Regions from separate parts of the Homo sapiens genome. Here region 2 is linked to region 1. The links are chromatin loops, found by intact Hi-C in ENCODE. Cell type or tissue: lower leg skin. All regions are shown on one strand. Each heading gives the region's core, and the rest is flanking DNA. Links, peaks and the distances in the headings are about the cores only.

Region 1 (8,929 bases), core at 723-8,722:
TTCCAGTTTGGGCGGAGCCAGGGGGCTGACATGACTTGTCCTAGGTAGGGCCTCACTAACAAGTTACAGACACCAGAATGTTCTGGAAAGAGTCACTCTGCCCAGTCGGGATCATGCCAGACTTGACAGGATTCTTCCTTTCCTCCTTGCAGGAACCTCCGGGGAGCTGGGCGGGCTGAGGCCGATCAAAATTGAGCCAGAGGATCTGGACATCATTCAGGTCACCGTCCCAGGTAAGGGACGGGCATCTGACCACCCCCTGCAGAAATCAGGGCCGGACCGTTAGCCTCCTGAGGGTCTGCCCTGGTGAAGAAGTGGCCTCCAGGCCGCTGTTTCTCTCTGTGGATTCTGAGAGCCATCGGGGTACTGTGAATGCTTTTTCTGGCCACATCTGTCCCCTGCGTTGTGAATCAGTGTTCTCAGCTCTGACCTTCCAGAAGGTCCCCTCAAAACTTCACCTCCCTGGCTTGGCTTCCCTGGGATTTGTGAGGCTGGACAGAAGAAAAAGCCATGGGTGTGAGAGGCTCTGAGTTTGACCCTACCCCCTGCCAAGCCTCATTTTCCACATCTTCAGAGGAGAGGATAGATTTGGGCGCTGGAGCCTCAGTACGGGGTGACTGTTAGAAGCCAAGAGGGTGCTGGGCACAGTGGCTCATGCTTGTAATCCTGGCATTTTGGGTGGCTGACACGGGAGGATGGCTTGAGGCCAGGAGTTCAAGACCAGCCTGGGCAGCATAGCAACACCCACATCTCCACAAAAAATACAAAACATTAGCCAGATGTGGTGGTGTGTGCCTGTCGGTGTAGCTTCTCAGGAGGCTAGGGCAGGAGGATCACTTGAGCCCAAGAGTTGGAGGCTGCAGTGAGCAGTCATCCCACCACTGCACTCCAGCCTGGGCAACAGAGCGAGACCCTATCTCAAAAAAAAAGAAATGACTGGGCGCAGTGGCTCACGCCTATAATCCCAGCACTTTGGGAGGCCGAGGCGGGCACATCACCTGAGGTCAGGAGTTAGAGACCAGCCTGGCCAACATAGTGAAACCCCATCTCTACTAAAAATACAAAAATAAGCCAGGCATGGTGGCTCACGCCTGTAGTCCCAGCTACTCAGGAGGCTGAGGCAGGAGAATCGCTTGAACCCGGGAGGCGGAGGTTACAGTGAGCCAAGATGGCGCCACTGCACTCCTGCCTGGACGACAGAGTGAGACTCCATCTCAAACCAAAAAAAAAAAAGAGACAGAAAGAAAAGGACCCTTGTCTGTGGGGAGACTGGGCTGGGTGGGCCCTGAGGGACTGTGACAGGAGTATGACAGGCAGAAGATACCCGTGTCATTCGGAGTTTTGTCTTCAGACCCCTCGCCAACCTCTGAGGAAATGACAGACTCGATGCCTGGGCACCTGCCATCGGAGGATTCTGGTTATGGGATGGAGATGCTGACAGGTAAGAAATGGACCTGGGCTGGTGGTGCTTGGGACTCAGCTCTCCAGGGAGCAAAGGGAAAGGGGTGGGCCAGGCCGTCCCCAGGTGTTTCTTGGTGTCAGCCGTCTGTAGTAGAGGAAACCCAATATATGCCTGACCCTAATCCAAGGCTGGGTTCCTTTTGGAAACCTCAAGTAGGCTCTATTTATTTATTTAGAGACGGAGTTTCACTCTTGTTGCCCAGGCTGGAGTGCAGTGGCACGATCTCGGCTCACCGCAACCTCTGCCTCCCAGGTTCAAGTGATTCTCCTGCCTCAGCCTCCTGAGTAGCTGGAATTACAGGCATGTGCCACCATGCCTAGCTAATTTTGTATTTTTAGTAGAGGCGGGCTTTCGCTATGTTGGTCAGGCTGGTCTTGAACTCCCGACCTCAGGTGATCCACCTGCCTCAGCCTCCCAAAGTGCTGGGATTACAGGCGTGAGCCACCGTGCCTGGCCATAGGCTCCATTTATAACAAGGCCCAGCGTCCTTCCCAGGAGCCACCTGTTGGAATTAATTTGTCCATTTATCCAACAACTATTTATTGAGCATCTGTTGTGTACCAGGTCCTGTGTAAGGGGCTGGAGACAAAGCAGTGAACCAAGCAGAAGTCCCCACCTCCTGGGGTGCACATCCTCATGTGAAGAGATAGATGGATAGTACGCAAATAAGTAAAATAGGCAGGGTAAGGTGGCTCGTGCCTGTAATCCCAGCACTTTGGGAACCCAAGGTGAGGGGATTACTTGAGGCTGGGAGTTCAAGATCAGCCTGGGCAACATAGAGAGACCCATCTCTTAAATTTTTTGAGATGGAGCCTCACTCTGTCACCCAGACTGGAGTGCAGTGGCGCGATCTCAGCTCACTGCAACCTCCACCTCCCGGCTTCAAGCAGTTCTCCTGAGTAGCTGGGATTACAGGCGCCCGCCACCACGCCTGGTTAATTTTTTTGTATTTTTAGTAGAGACGGGGTTTCACCATGATGGTCAGGCAGGTCTCGAACTCCTGACCTCAAATGATCCTCCTGCCTCAGCCTCCCAAAGTGCTGGGATTACAGGCGTGAGCCACCACACCTTGCCTCAACAAATATTTATTGAGCACCTGCTATGTACTAGGTCCTGCGTAAGGGGCTGGGGAAAAAGCAGTGGACCAAACAGGTGTCCCCACCTGCTGGGGTACACATCCTCGTGCGGAGAGATAAACAGTAAGCAAATAAGTAAAATAGGCAGGGTGAGGTGGCTCACGCCTGTAATTCCAGCACTTTGGGAGGCCAAGGCGAGGGTACTGCTTGAGGCCAGGAGTTCGAGACCAGCCTGGGCAACATAGCAAGACTCCATCTCTAAAAGATTTTTTTTTAATTGACTGACACAGTGTCTCACAGCTATAATCTCAACACTTTGGGAGGCCAAGGCAGGAGGATTGCCTCAGCCCAGGAGCTTGAGACCAGCCTGGGCAACATGGTGAAACCCTATCTCTACAAAAAATACAGAAATTAGTTGGGTGTGGTGGTGCGTGCCTGTAGTTCCAGCTACTTGGGAGGCTGAGGTAGGAGGATTGATTGAGCCCAGGAGGTTGAGGCTGTGGTGAGCCGTGATGGTGCCACTGAGTAAGACCCTATCTTAAAATAAATAAATAGGTCAGGTGCATTGGCTTACAACTGTAATTCACCATTTTGGGAGGCTGAGGCGGGCAGATCACTTGAGGTCAGAGTTCAAAACCAGCCTGGCCAGCATGATGAAACCCCCTTCTCTACTAAAAATACAAAAATTAGCTGGGCATGGTGGCGCATGCCTGTAGTCCCAGCTACTCAGGAGGCTGAAGCAGGAGAATCACTTGAACCCAGGAGGCAGAGGTTGCAGTGAGCCAAGATTTTGCCATTGCACTCCAGCCTGGACAACAGAGCGAAGCTCTGCCTCAAAATAACTAAATAGATAGATAGATAGATAGATAGATAGATAAAAATTAGACAGGAACGGTAGGACCTATGTGTAGTCCCATCTACTCAGGAGGCTGAGGCAGGAGGATCCTTTGAGCCCAGGAGTTGGAGCCTGCAGTGGGCTATGATGGTGCCACTGCACTCCAGTCTGGGTGCCACAGCAAGACACCATCTCAAAAAAAAAAAACAAAAATAGGCTGGGCATGAAGAATTGCGTAATCCTAGCACTTTGGGAGGCCGAGGCAGGCAGATCACCTGAGGCCAGGAGTTCAAGATCAGCCTGGCCAACCTAGTGAAACCCCATCTCTGCTAAAAAGACCAAAAAAAAATTAGCTGGGCATGGTGGCAGGCACCTGCAGTCCCAGCTACTTGGGACACTGAGGCAGGAAAACCGCTTGAACCTTGGGAGGCGGAGTTTGCAGCCGAGATCACGCCACTGCACTCCAGCCTGGGCAACAGAGTGAAATTCTATCTCAAAAACAAGCAAACAAAAATAGGCAACAAGGCAGGATGCTTAGGATGTAACACTAAGCAAAAGAGGAAAAATTGATTGTGCTTTGCTTACAACTGTGTTGCAAACGTAATCACTGGGGACAAACAAGGGTAGAGCAAAACAGTAGCAGTGTTAGGCAAAATGATTTGCGTTTTTTATTTTCTAAATCAGTTATGATGCACTTCTAATACTTTGGTAATGAAGAAAAAAATATGATTTGTCCAGCACAAACTGGGCATGACCAGACTTGACAGCAGTCTGTGGCGTAGCTATCCAGAGAGTTTGGTTGACGCCAAGCTCAGGCTGAGATGACAGCATGGCGTGGCGCCTAAGGAATTGGCACGGTGCCCAGCTGGGTTTGCAGTGGCCTTAGAAAACACCATAGAAGCCTCCATGCAGCACTCACAGCCAGAGGCTGGGTGGCACTGCAGGGGTTGGGGGCCTTGGATGAGCACAGCATCATTGCTGTTTGTTTCACAGAGCAGAACACAGGCTCAGCAAGGCTCATCCACCTCCCCAAGGTCACACAGCCTTGGGCTGGAAAACATGTTTCCCATGCAGGGTTCCTTCCCAGGCACCCCAGTCAAACCTGATGAATTAAGAAAATTCTGGCTGGGTGTGGTGGCTCACACTTATAATCCCAGCACTTTGGGAGGCCGAGGCGGGATCACCTGAGATCAGGAGTTCGAGACCAGCCTGCCCAACATGGCGAAACTCCGTCTCCACTAAAAATACAAAATTAGCTGGGCATGGTGGTGCGCACCTGTTATCCCAGCTATTTGGGAGGCTGAAGCAGGAGAATCACTTGAACCCAGGAGGCAGAGGTTGCAGTGAGCCAAGATCGCACCATTGCACTTCAGCCTGGGTGACAAGAGCGAAACTCTGTCTAGAAAAAGAAAAAAAAAGAAAAAGAAAATTCTGATGGTAGTCACATCTGTAATCCCAGCTACTCAGGAGGCTGAGGCAGGAGAATCGCTTGAACCCAGGAGGTGGAGGTTGCAGTGAGCTGAGACTGCACCACTGCACTCCAGCCTGGGTGACAGAGCGAGACTCTGTCTCAAAAAGCACAAAACAACAACAAAAAAAGAAAATTCTGAGATGTCCAGGACCACCATGGATTAGAGGATTTTGCATTTGTGTGCTTTTTCTGTTTACACATATTTGATATGAAACAGTTAAATGATACAGAACTGTGTAATACATTGAGCAGGTGCAGTGGCTCATGTCTGTAATCCTAGCACTTTGGGAGGCCAAGGTGGGAGGATCGCTTGAGCCCAGGAGTTCGAGACCAGCTTGGACAACATGGCGAAACCCTGTCTCTACAAAAAATTTTAAAAAGTAGCCAGCCGTGGTGGTACATGCCTCTAGTTCCAGCTATTGAGGAGACTGAGGCGGGTGGATCGTTTGATCCCAGGAGTTTACAACCAGCCTGGGGAGCATAGCAAGACCCCATCTCTACAAAAAAAAAAAAAAAAAAAAAAAACAATTAGCTGGATGTGGTGGTACCTACCTGTAGTCCCAGCTATTCAGGTGGCCAAGGAGGGAGGATAGCTTGAGCCCAAGAGGTTGAGGCTGTAGTGAGCTGTGATTGCTCCACTGCACTCCATCCTGGGCAACAGAGCAAGACCCAGGAAAAAGCTCCAGTCACATCCTCCTCAGGCAACCACTAGTATTCCTAGCATCTTCCTTTTGTATGTTTTTATCTATGTGCTAATTCATGTGATGACTATTTTAAACAAATTGTCCCTTGTATTCTCACCTGGAAGTTTTTTTGTTTGTTTGTTTGTTTGTTTTTGAGACGGAGTCTCACTCTGTTGCCCAGGCTGGAGTGCAATAGCATGACCTCGCTGCAACCTCCGCCTCCTAGGTTCAGGCGATTCTCCTGCCTCAGCCTCCCGAGTAGCTGGGATTACAGGCATGCGCCACCATGCCCAGCCAATTTTTGTATTTTTAGTAGAGACAGCATTTCCCCATGTTGGCCAAGCTGGTCTCAAACTCCTGGCCTCAAGTAATCCACCCATCTCAGCCTCCCAAAGTGCTGGGATTACAGGTGTGAGCCACCGTGCCCAGCCGAGGACTTTGTCTTGTTCCCACGTGTCCTCAGTGTCTAGAACAGACTAGCTTGGGAGGTGCATGCAAAATGATCTCAGCCTGCTTTCGTGTGAAGGCCAGGGTAGGCACCTGTATGGAATCGGGGTCCCTGATCCCATTGGAGTGGGTGCCATGCTTCAGAGTTGGGGCCCCCTGGCCTGCCATTCCCCAGCTATCTGGCCTGACGTCGGCAGTGCATGGCTTAGGAGATGATGAATGTGGCTTCCCGGCATCCTCTGTTCTCTTTTAGACAAAGGTCTGAGTGAGGACGCGCGGCCCGAGGAGAGGCCCGTGGAGGGTGAGGCCCTGTCTACCCCTGACATTTTACACCCACCCCCACCCCATCTCTCTTCCCCTGCCGCCCACCTCCCCTTGGCCTCTGGGTCTCTTCGTTCTCTCCACCTCATCTCTCTCCAGCACCCTGGTGTGGGGGTGGGAATCCTGTGGGCTGCCTGATATGGGAGGAGATTTAAGGATTTGTCTTCTAGAACCAGGAAGTTCCTGGTCAAAGGTGAGAGCAGTTCCCACTGCTAAGGAAAATTGCAAGCCTTTGTTTTTATTACACACCCTGCTGCTTTGCGCAAAGGTTTTAAGACTGGGAACTGAGCCTCCTCTATCTGAGCAAGTAGATTAGAGGCCTGAAAGCACAAAATTTGCTTTGTGTCCAGCAGACACGCCCATTCTCAGGAACGTGAGAATTCCCTCCCTGCTGAGAATGGAAGTAGGACAGAGAGAGAGGGAGGCCAGGGTGAGGGTGGGTCTGTTTCATCTCTGTAGTATCCTGGAATGGAATGAGTGAGTGTCAGAGGAGAGAATTGTCACTTCCCCAAACCCAGCCTGGCAGGAGGAACCATGAAGTCTTAACACAGTTCCGCTGCCACCTGGTGGCAGCCTGCTCAATTTGCAGGCTTAGTGGGTACCCACTAGTTCTATCACATGCTACACTCAGTCACATACCTAGAAAGACCCATGGTCACTCCTAGTCCACAGAACCTTCCAAATCTTCATTCAGGCTGGCGGTGCCCTAGATTTGATTTCGCAAACAAGAATGTGAGCCCAGGAATTGTGGACCTGTCTGCGTGTGCCATTTCTGAGGAAATAAGTTACCCACCGCCCCAGCCCCAGCCTTCCCCCATTCCAAGATCCCACCACAGGGCCAATGTTGGTACCAGCAGAGCAGGAACATCAGCCGAGAAGCTGCCACCAACCAGCCTCAACAGACTGCCTTTTGCCTTCCAGACAGCCACGGTGACGTGATCCGGCCCCTGCGGAAGCAGGTGGAGCTGCTCTTCAACACACGATACGGTGAGCAAGAAGTGGGACAGGGTCTGGGGGCATCCCGGCCCCCCTCCAGCCGCCCTGTTTGCAGAAGGGCTTTGGTCGCATCCCCTTGCCTGTTCCCATCCCAGCTGTTCTCTGGGCAGGGACAAGGGAGAGAGGGAAGGGAGGAGCTGGGACCCATCATGAGGATGGGGACACTAGAGAGGCTGTCACTCAGGCTCCCTGGCTCACTCACTCACACTCTGCCTCAGTCGCAGGTTGGAGAGGCCACTCCCTCCCCTGTAATGTCGCCAGCCCTCAGCCCTCCGCCCTCACCCTCATCCCTCCGCCCTCACCCTCATCCAGGGTCCTCAAGAAGACTCATAATAAGAATAAGATAAGATAACCTCAGTGGTGTGCCGGGCATGAGGCTAGGTGATTCCCCATGTTTTTCTTTTTTTTTTTTTTTTTTTTTGAGGCGGAGTCTCACTCTGTTGCCCAGGCTGGGGTGTGGTGGCGCAATATCAGCTCACTGCAACCTGCGCTTCCTGGGTTCAAGAAATTCTCCTGCCTCACCCTCCCGAGTAGCTGGGATTACAGGCACCTGCCACCATACCCGGCTAATTTTTGTAGTTTTAATAGAGACAGGGCTTCACCATGTTGGCCAGGCTGGTCTTGAACTCCTGACCTTAAGCGATCTACCCACCTTGGCCTCCCAAAGTGCAGGGATTATAGGCTTGAGCCACTGCACCCGGCCCCCTGTGTTCTTGTATCCCATCTCACAAAATCCCCGTGTCCTAAGACCCACTTTACAGATGAGGAGAACTGAGGCCTGGTAAAGGGGTGTGACTCGTCCAAGGCCCCACACCACTCAGTGGCAGAGATCGGGTTCGTTCCAAGGCGTGGTGTTGTGCCACAGCAGCGTGTGGGGTTGCTTATGGTGGCAGGAGGGACACTCGGGGGGCCTTACTGGAAGGGCGAGGCCCAGTGGACTCGGGGAAGCAATGCCGAATCTCAGCAGCCATTAGTGGTGGCTTCTGTACTGCCTGGGCATGAGGGCATGGACCCAGCGTGGGCCTTGGGGTAACCCTGGGTTGAGTTCCTATCCCCTGGCTCTGCTGTTCAGTGGCTCTGTGACCTCAGACAAGTCACGTCCCCTCTGAACTCCAGGTTCCTTTCCTGCAGGCTGGGGGGCCACTCTTTCCACATCCCAGGAAAGCTGGCAGGCCCTCAAAAGGGCTCTGGCAGCTTTGCCCCCCGACACAGGCACGGGACACAGGGGTTGAGGCTCCTGGCCCTGTGGCACCGGGTGGCCCTACAGCAGCCATGTCTCTGCAGCCAAGGCCATTGGCATCTCGGAGCCCGTCAAGGTGCCGTACTCCAAGTTTCTGATGCACCCGGAGGAGCTGTTTGTGGTGGGACTGCCTGAAGGCATCTCCCTCCGCAGGCCCAACTGCTTCGGGATCGCCAAGCTCCGGAAGATTCTGGAGGCCAGCAACAGCATCCAGTTTGTCATCAAGAGGTAAGGCCCAACCAGGTCCATGGGAGACAGCACCGGCCCTGCTCAGCACCAAGGGGCAGGAGCAGCACCAAATTGCCATCAAGCAATTCTTGTGCCTCAGCCACCTGAATAGCTGGGACCACAGGTGTGAGGTGTGTGCCACCATGCCCAGCCTTTTTTTTTTTTTTTTT
Region 2 (8,929 bases), core at 628-8,627, 62 kb after region 1:
CGATGGCTCATGCCTATAATCCCAGCACTTTGGGAGGCCGAGGTGGATGGATCACTTGAGGTCAGGAGTTCAAGAGCTGCCTGCCCAACACGGTGAAACCCCATCTCTACTCAAAATACAAAAAAATTAGCTGGACGTGGTGGCAGACACCTATAACCCCAGCTACTTGGGAGGCTCAGGCACTAGAATCGCTTGAACCCAGAAGGCAAAGGTTGCAGTGAGCCAAGATCGCGCCACTGGACTCCAGGCTGGGTGACAGAGCGAGACTCCATCTCAAAAAACCAGAAAGAGAGAGGACCTAGGGCCTAAGGGGTGAGCTTGCTGGGGAGGAGGAGGGACACATGGGGATGAGGATACGGTGTTAGCAAAGGCAGGCAGGCCAGCAAGAGCAGGAGGCCGGGGAGAGTGGGCCCTCGGGCTTGCTTTGGGAAGGAGGCTGGACATGTGGGCTCTGGACAGGTGGGCCCTGACCCCCAGGGGATCAGGAGCCTGAAATCCTGAAAGGGGGACTCGAAACCTTAAGACAGAGCACTTTTCCAGGGAGCTCAGGAGGCTGAGACAGAAAAGCCTCAGCTTCCAGTGTCAACAGCCTTTTCCCCTCCTTCCAGCCAAAGACAGCAGCATTCCCAAGCGCAAGAGAAAGCGGGTCTCGGAAGGAAATTCCGTCTCCTCTTCCTCCTCGTCTTCCTCTTCCTCGTCCTCTAACCCGGATTCAGTGGCATCGGCCAACCAGATCTCACTCGTGGTAAAGTTGCACCGATTTGGACTCCGGCACTCATCTCTGTGGCCCTCACCCCTCTGTCTGGCAGGGCCGTCTACTCTGGGATGTGGGCCCAGGGGACGGGGAGGCACTGGGCTTTGAGTGGGGACCTTCCGGCCTCGGGGGTTATAGATGCATCCACCTGTCTCACCCAAGAGGTAGCCCATCCTTCTCGTGGGGTACTCACAGGCACTCAGGCAGGAATTCACATCCTCGCTGGGCAGATGGGCCGGCTGAGGTCCACCTGCCCACACCCTTCAGCCGCACCAGAGCTGGAGACATGAAAAGACATGGCTGGCGGGTGCAGTGGCTCACGCCTGTAATCCCAGCACTTTGGCAGGTCAAGTCGGGTGGATCACCTGAGGTCAGGAGTTTGAGACCAGGCTGACCAACACGGGGAAACCCCATCTCTACTAAAAATACAAAATTAGCCGGGCAAAGTGGGGCATAGTGGCTCATGCCTGTAATCCCAGCTACTTGGAAGGCTGAGATAGGAGAATCGCTTGAACCTGGGAGGCAGAGGTTGCAATGAGCCGAGGTCGCGCCATTGCACTGCAGCCTGGGCAACAAGAGTGAAACACTGTCTCAGAAAAAAAAATTAGCCAGGCATGGTGGCACGTGCCTGTGGTCGCAGCTACTTGGGAGGCTGGGGCAGGAGGATCATTTGAGCCCAAGGGGATTGAGGCTGCAGTGAGCCAAGATCGTCCCATTGCACTCCAGCCTGGGCAAGAGAACGAGACTCCATCTCAAAAATAAATAAATAGGCTGGGTGTGGTGGCTCACGCCTGTAATCCTAGCACTTTGGGAGGCCGAGGCAGGCGGATCACTTGAGGCTCAGGAGTTCAAGACCAGCCTGGCCAACATGGCAAAACCCCGTCTCTACTAAAAATAGAAAAATTAGCCGGGCATGGTGGCGGGCGCCTATAATCCCAGCTACTCGGGAGGCTGAGGCAGGAGACTCGCTTGAACCCGCGGGGCCAAGGTTGCAGTGAGCCGAGATTGCATCACTGCACTCCAGCCTGGGCAGAAGAGTGAAACTCCATCTCAAAAAAATAAAAAATATAAATAAATAGCCTCTGAGAAAGCTCTTCCAAAAGCAGAACTAAGCATTTTGGGTTTGTTCCGCATCACCTGGAGTCCTAATCCAGTCCCTTTGTCCCTCTCTCTAGCAATGGCCAATGTACATGGTGGACTATGCCGGCCTGAACGTGCAGCTCCCGGGACCTCTTAATTACTAGACCTCAGTACTGAATCAGGACCTCACTCAGAAAGACTAAAGGAAATGTAATTTATGTACAAAATGTATATTCGGATATGTATCGATGCCTTTTAGTTTTTCCAATGATTTTTACACTATATTCCTGCCACCAAGGCCTTTTTAAATAAGTAAAAAAAGAAAAAAAAAAAAAAGAGTGTTGCCTTTACTTTTACGGTCACTGTTTCATGTTCTCTTTTGGATCGTGGCCGCAGCTGTCACTGGGGACAGGGTCAGGAAACGCAGCTCAGGTGGCCTGCCAAGGCCCTCCTTCTTCATCACAGCAGAGGTAGTGTCCAGGAAGACCCCAGAGCTCTCTGTGCTCCTGGGAGCACGTGACCTCAAGAAGAAAAGCCACGGAAGGAAAATGTGCCACGGGGCCGGGCGTGGTGGCTCATGCCTGGAATCCCAGCACTTTGGGATGTCGAGGTGGGTGGATTGCTTGAGGTCAGGAGTTCGACCTCATTGGCCTGTAATACCGATGCTTTGGGAGGCCAAGGTGGGAGGATTGCTTGAGACCAGGAGTTTGAGATGAGCCTAGGCAACATAGTAGAACCCTTTCTCTAGAAAATGTTAAATGTGGCTTACACCTGTAATCCCAGCACTCTGGGAGGCTGAGGCGGGTGAATCACCTGAGGTCAGGAGTTTGAGACTAGCCTGGGCAACATAAGGAGACCCCGTCTGTACGAAAATGCAAAAATGAGGCCGGGCATGATGGCTCATGCCTGTAATCCCAGCACTTTGGGAGGCCGAGGCGGGTGGATCACCTGAGGTCAGGAGTTCGAGACCAGCCTGGCCAACATGGTGAAACCCCATCTCTACTAAAAATGCAAAAATTAGCCAGGTGTGGTGGCGGGAACCTGTAATCCCAGCTACTCAGGAGGCTGAGGTAGGAGAATCACTTGAACCTGGGAGGCAGAGGTTGCAGTGAGCTGAGACCACGCCATTGCACTGCAGCTGGGGCAAGAAGAACAAAAGTCCGTCTCAAAAAAACAAAACAAAAGCACAAAAATTAGCCAGGCGTGGTGGTGCACACACCTGGAGTCCAGCTACTCAGGAGGCTGAGGCAGGAGGAGGATTGCTTGAGTAAAGATGGTTGAGGCTGTAGTGAGTCATGATTACACCACTGCACTCCAGCCTGGGCGACAAAGCAAGACCCTGTCTCAAAAAAAAAAAAAAGTGTTAAATATGGTAAATGTCAGAGAGGGAGGGGCCCATCCCAGTGAAGCACTGTGGCTGGATGGGAGGCTTCTTCAAAAAGGGGTTTGGAGACCAGGTGCGGTGGCTCACGCCTGTAATCCCAGCACATTGAGAGGCCAAGGTGTGCAGATCGCCTGAAGTCAGGAGTTCGAGACCAGCCCAGCCAACATGATGAAACCCTATCTCTACTAAAAATACAAAAAAATTAGCCAGGTGTGGTGGCGCGCAACTGTAATTCCAGCTACTTGGAAGGCAGAGGCAGGAGAATTGCTTGGACCCAGGAGGCAGAGGTTGCAGTGAGCCGAGACTGTACCATTGCACTCCAGCCTGGGCAACAAGAATGAAACTCCATCTCAAAAAAAAAGGGGGGTGGGGTGGGGGCAGGACAAGTTTTCTTTTTTCAGAGGCAAGTTCTTTCTGTGTCCCCAGGCTGGAATGCAGTGGCACGATCATATCTTCCTGCAGCCTCAAACTCCTGGGCTCAAGTAATCCTCCTGCCTCAGCCTCCAGAGTAGCTGGGACTACAGGTGTGAGCCACCACACCCAGCTAATTTTTTGATTTTTTTGTAGAGATGGGGTCTTGGGTTATGTTGCCCAGGCTGGCTGCAAATTCCTGGGCTCAAGCCATCCTCCTGCCCCAGCCTCCCAGAGTGCTGGGATTAGAGGCGTGAGCCACCATGCCCAGCCTGGGATGATTTTGGATAGAGCTCTGGATACCTGACAAGCAGAGTGATGGGGTCCCAGCTGTGTCTCAGAAAGACCACTTTAGGGGCAGGTGGGAAGTTGAAGGAAGGGACAAGACTGAAGGCAGAAAGACAAGTCACAAGAGCGTGGCAGGCGTCCAAGGCCTGGCACCCAGTCCCTGCTTATTGGGTGACACATATTTACTGAGCCCTGCCCTTCTGGCTGGGGAGGCCAAGCAGCTGAGTGTCCTAATTGGGGAGGCAGCTGCCAGGGAGTACAAAACAGAGTAGGGCTGGTGCGGTGGCTCAGGCCTGTAATCCCAGTGCTTTGGGAGGCCAAGGTGGGAGGATCGCTTGAGGCCAGGAGTTCAAGACCAGCCTAGACAACATAGTGGAACCCTTTCTCTAAAAAATGTTAATTAGCTGGGTATGGTGGTGTGTGCGTGGTCCCAGCTACTCTGGAGGCTGAGGCAGGAGGATTGTTTGAGACCAAGAGTTTGACACTGCAGTGAGCCGTGATTGCACCACTGCTCTTGAGCATGGGCAACAGAGCAAGACCCTGCCTCTGAAAAAACAAAGCGGGGGGGCCTCACCTAGTGCAGAAAGTAGGAAGAGTCCTTGAAGCTGAGGCTTGAAGAGCAAGTGAGGCTTTGGGGGGACAAAGAGAGGAGGGCTGAGGTAGGTGGGTGTTTAAGACGAGAGCGATGTGGGCAAAAACGGAGCTGGACAGGGACTGGGTACGTTCCAGGAATAAGAAGGTGTCACCAGAGCAGACACAGGGTGGCTGGAGGTGACATGTCAGGGCAGGTGTGGACTTAGTCAGGGTTCCCGAGGACGCTAAGCAGGTGTCTCCTACACATGGTGCCGGGCTGAAGTGGTGGGCAGAGGCAGACATCCAGCCTGGGTTACACCTGCCCAGCCATGCACTCTGGGACAGAGCTGCGTACTTTTTCTCACCGACCCACGTGGAAGGCCTCATAAGCCGGGCCAAGGCAATTTCCAGAAGGCAAATGAGACCCACAGCAGGAAGTACCTGGGGGAGAGCCAGGCCTAGGTCTGCATTTTGGAAGGGTGCCCCTGCCCGCTGAGAGATGTCGGAGAAGGAAGGGAGGAATACATCAGAAGACCACCTGGGAGGCTCCAACAGAAGATAGCAGTAGAGGCCAGGCGTAGTGGCTCATGCCTGTAATCCCAGCACTTTGGGAGGCTGAGGTGGGTGGATCACCTGAGGCCAGGAGTTCGAGACCAGCCTGGCCAACATGGTGAAACCCTGTCTCTACTAAAAATACAAAAATTAGCTGGGCATGGTGGTGGACACCTGTAATCCCAACTACTCTGGAGGCTGAGGCAGAAGAATCTCTTGAACCCAAGAGGCAGAGATTGGCAGTGAGCTGAGATCGCACCACTGCACTCCAGCCTGGGCAACAGAGCGAGACTCCGTCTCAAAAAAAGAGAGAGAGAGAGAGATGGCAGTGGTTTGGGCCAGGTGGAGAAAATAACTAGAGGGTCAGCCAGTCGGGTGGACGAGGGGTTCTGGAGAGTCAGGGGTCAGGGTGGTCCCAGGATCTGGCTCTAACCGTCCACCCAGGGCCCAGAATGAGGCCTGTGGCTTGGAGGGACTGAGTTCTGAATCAGCTGAGGAAATGGTCAAAACTTTAGTCCAGGGCTTCTGCCAGTCCTCAGGGTCAGTCCCATCCATGCCCAGAGCTGGGAGGAAGGCCCCATCCCAGCCTTCCAGACCACACTTCCTCCTGGAAAGACGCTAGAAACCACGTGCCTGGCACAGCCACCCCCTCTCCGCTGGTGCAAACCCCCCACCCAGTCAGCTGCCAGCCTCACCTTCCTCCCTCCCACCTCCTAGTGGCTCCCAGTGCCACCAGGCGCCTCCACTCCACCCTCAGCCCCTGCCCTGGGCCGGGCCCACTTTTTCCACTCCAGGATGGGGGCAGGAGTGACCTCCTCAACTGGCCACCACCTCCAAGCAGAAACTGCCTATGAAGTCAAGATGATCTGAAGAGTCCTTGCAGCTGCCACCTTGCCTTCAACCCTCACGTCCTGTAACCCATCCCCCACCCCCGATCCTGTGACTCTGGATTTAAAATCTGTTTTGCTTTCCTTGCACCCAGTGCAAGCATCTAGGTGCGGCGTTCCAGGCGCCTCGCAGGGGGTCGGGTCCCCAGCCTTCTGTCCCACCGTTCCGTCCCCCGGGCCCGGCCCACCTGGCGCCCCCTCCCGCCCGCCACCGCCCGCTGGCGCCTGTCGGTCGTCTAGACCCGCCGCCCCCGCTCCACCGCTCAGATCCGCGGCCAGAGCCGGAAGTGGCTCCTGCCCCGGCCGGGAGCGGCGGGGCTGAGACTGTGCCCGCGGGCACTGCCATCCCGTGCATGGAGAGGGCGCAGAGCCCGGGGGTAGGGCGGGCCGGGGAACCCGATCCTCCTTCATCCGCGCAAAGGCCCGCGAAGCTCCCAATCTGTTCTCTTTCAGGCTCACTGTGCAGATGGCGTGCAATTAAGTGGGTCGGTGCAGCAAACCCTCGTATCCTCCCGCTTCCCTAAAAGCAGAGGATTGAGCCGCTGCACTCCAGCCTGGGCAACACAGCGAGACCCTATGTCTTAAAGAAAGGGCAGAAGTGGGGACCCCTCTCCCACCCCCTTCCCCTGCTCCAAGCCAAAGCGTTTGAAGCAAGAGGTTGCCTCCTGTGAGTTTCCCCCAGTCCCTGGAGGCCTGGGCTTTGGGAGGTGTGTCCAGGCAGAGGACAGAGGTCTTGTGCAAAGGGCCGCTTTTCCCTTCGCCCACCCTGCGCCCGCCCAGCCCCTTATCCGATGGGAAAGCCTTACTGACTCTTTTCCTCGCAGAAGCGCCCAGATGCTGTTTATGCAACCTCTCCAGAATCTCAGTGTACTGTACTTTTTAAAAAGTGATTTGATTCAAAGCACTCATTCTTTAATTAAACTTCATTTAGCTGCCATCTGTCTCGGTTCGAAATGGCTTCGTGTTTTGCAACTCTAAATGAGAATTGTTATTGGATTTGTAAACACATCCCCAAAAAAATCACAAAACACTTTCAAAAGTAATAAATGAAGGACGGTTAGGAGCTGCATCTTAAACGTTCTAATTGCCGGGGAATGTATTCTGGTGGGTACACAGTCATTTTATATACAAATCATTGTACAAAAATCTGGTATCAATGAAAAGATCAAGATTATAGAAAATGCTGGAATTATATCTGACTGAAAACAGTAATAAAGCAATAATTGGCGCAGGGACGGGCCACAAAACGAGACGGGGCACCTGCTCCCCTCGGGCCACCCTCCCGCACCGCCCAGGTGCCTGGCTTGGTGCACTCAGGGGAGGGTTGGTCCTGAGCTCTCCTGGCTGGTGCTTCCAACGGCCCTGCGAGGTACCTCTTTTTAAGGAACCAAAGCGTTATTTATCTTCATTATTAATTATTACTTTTTTTTTTTCTAAAAGACAGGGTCTCGGCCGGTCGAGATGGCTCACACCTGTAATCCCAGCACTTTGGGAGGCTGAGGCGGGCGGATCACGAGGTCAAGAGTTCAAGACCAGCCTGGCCAACATAGTGAAACCCCGTCTCTACTAAAAAATACAAAAATTAGCTGGGCGTGGTGACGGATGCCTGTAATCCCAGCTACTCGGGAGGCTGAGGCAGGAGAATCGCTTGAAACCAGAAGGTGGAGGTTGCAGTGAGTGGAGATCGCACCGCTGCACACGCCAGCCTGGGCAACAGAGCAAAACTCCATCTCAAAAAAAAAAAAAAGGCCGGGTGCGGTGGCTCACACCTGTAATCCCAGCACCTTGGGAGGCCGAGGTGGGTGGATCACAAGGTCAGGAGATCAAGACCATACTGGCTAGCATGGTAAAACCCCGTCTCTACTAAAAAACATACAAAAAATTAGCCGGGCACCTGTAGTCCCAGCTACTCGGGAGGCTGAGGCAGGAGAATGGTGTGAACCCAGGAGGCGGAGCTTGCAGTGAGCTGAGATCGTGCCACTGCACTCCAGCCTGGGTGAGAGAGCAATACTGCATCTCAAAAAAAAAAAAAAAAGAGACAAGGTCTCTTTGTGTGGCCCAGGCTGGAATGCAGTGGCTCGATCATAGCTCACTGAAGCCTGGAACTCCTGGGCTCAAGTGATCCCCCCGCCTCGCCTCCCAACTGGCTGGGACTTCAGGCACATGCCACCATGCCCAGCTAATTTTTCTTATTGTAAAGACAGAAGTTCACTATGTTGCCCAGGCTGGTCTTAAACTCCTGGCCTCAAGGGATCCTCTCACTTGGGACTCACAAAATGCTGGGATTACAGGTGTGAGCCATTGCACTTGGCCACTGCCCTGTAATTTTTAAATTTCATCATCTTCCTAAAACTCATGGCTGGGCATGATGGTGGGCACCTGTAGTACCAGCTACTAAGGAGACCAAGGTGGGAGGCTCACCTGAGCCCAGGGATTCAAGGCTGCAGTGAGCTATAATTGTGCCACTGTACTCCAGCCTGGGCGACAGAGCAAGACCCTATCTCAAGTAAATAAATATCATTTTATTAATATCAAGTATCATTCGTTCTTTTTTTTTTTTTTTTTTTTTTTTTTTTTGAGGTGGAGTCTATTCTGTCACCCAGGCTGGAGTGCAGTATCGGGATCTTGGCTCACTGCAACCTCCGTCTCCCAGGGTCAAGTGATTCTCCTGCGTCAGACCCCTAAGCAGCTGGGATAACAGGCTTGCGCCACCACGCCTGGCTAATTTTTGTATTTTTAGTAGAGACAGTGTTTCACCATGTTGGCCAGGCTGGTCTTGAACTCCTGACCTCAAGTGATCCACCCGTCTCAGCCATCCAAAGTGCTGGGATTACAGGCGTGAGCCACTGCACCCAGCCTACAATAACTTATTTTTTCTGTCATTATTTTCTGCTTCTCTGCCTGCTTTATGCTTTATGATGTCAAGGACTGTGTCCATTTTATCCACCGTTCTATCCTAGCGCCTACGTCCAGGACATACAAGGTACTCACTAAATGTGA

What was found. Peaks named below come from ENCODE experiments on the same cell type or tissue, not always from the same donor. Only the 100,000 strongest peaks of a DNase experiment are listed, where the experiment ranks them.
Region 2: a loop joins it to region 1, with 5 times the contacts of the local background. A loop is called at or near these places in 2 of 110 quality-filtered maps.

Annotation. Positions count from the first base shown.
Region 1 is chr7:74,538,528-74,547,456 of GRCh38, forward strand. It overlaps GTF2IRD1 (GTF2I repeat domain containing 1), which reads left to right. Exons shown (of 27, transcript NM_005685.4): 13 at 153-233; 14 at 1,352-1,441; 15 at 6,228-6,275; 16 at 7,217-7,282; 17 at 8,576-8,759. Among named protein-coding and RNA genes, the nearest start is that of WBSCR23, 10 kb to the left of the region's middle. In lower leg skin, for the core only: no CTCF peak of the experiment used is centred there; a DNase peak (open chromatin) is centred at 4,233.
Region 2 is chr7:74,600,436-74,609,364 of GRCh38, forward strand. It overlaps GTF2IRD1 (GTF2I repeat domain containing 1), which reads left to right. Exons shown (of 27, transcript NM_005685.4): 26 at 609-745; 27 at 1,930-2,170. The coding sequence ends at 1,998. Among named protein-coding and RNA genes, the nearest start is that of MIR10525, 8.9 kb to the left of the region's middle. RefSeq lists a silencer at 6,063-6,472. In lower leg skin, for the core only: no CTCF peak of the experiment used is centred there; a DNase peak (open chromatin) is centred at 4,088.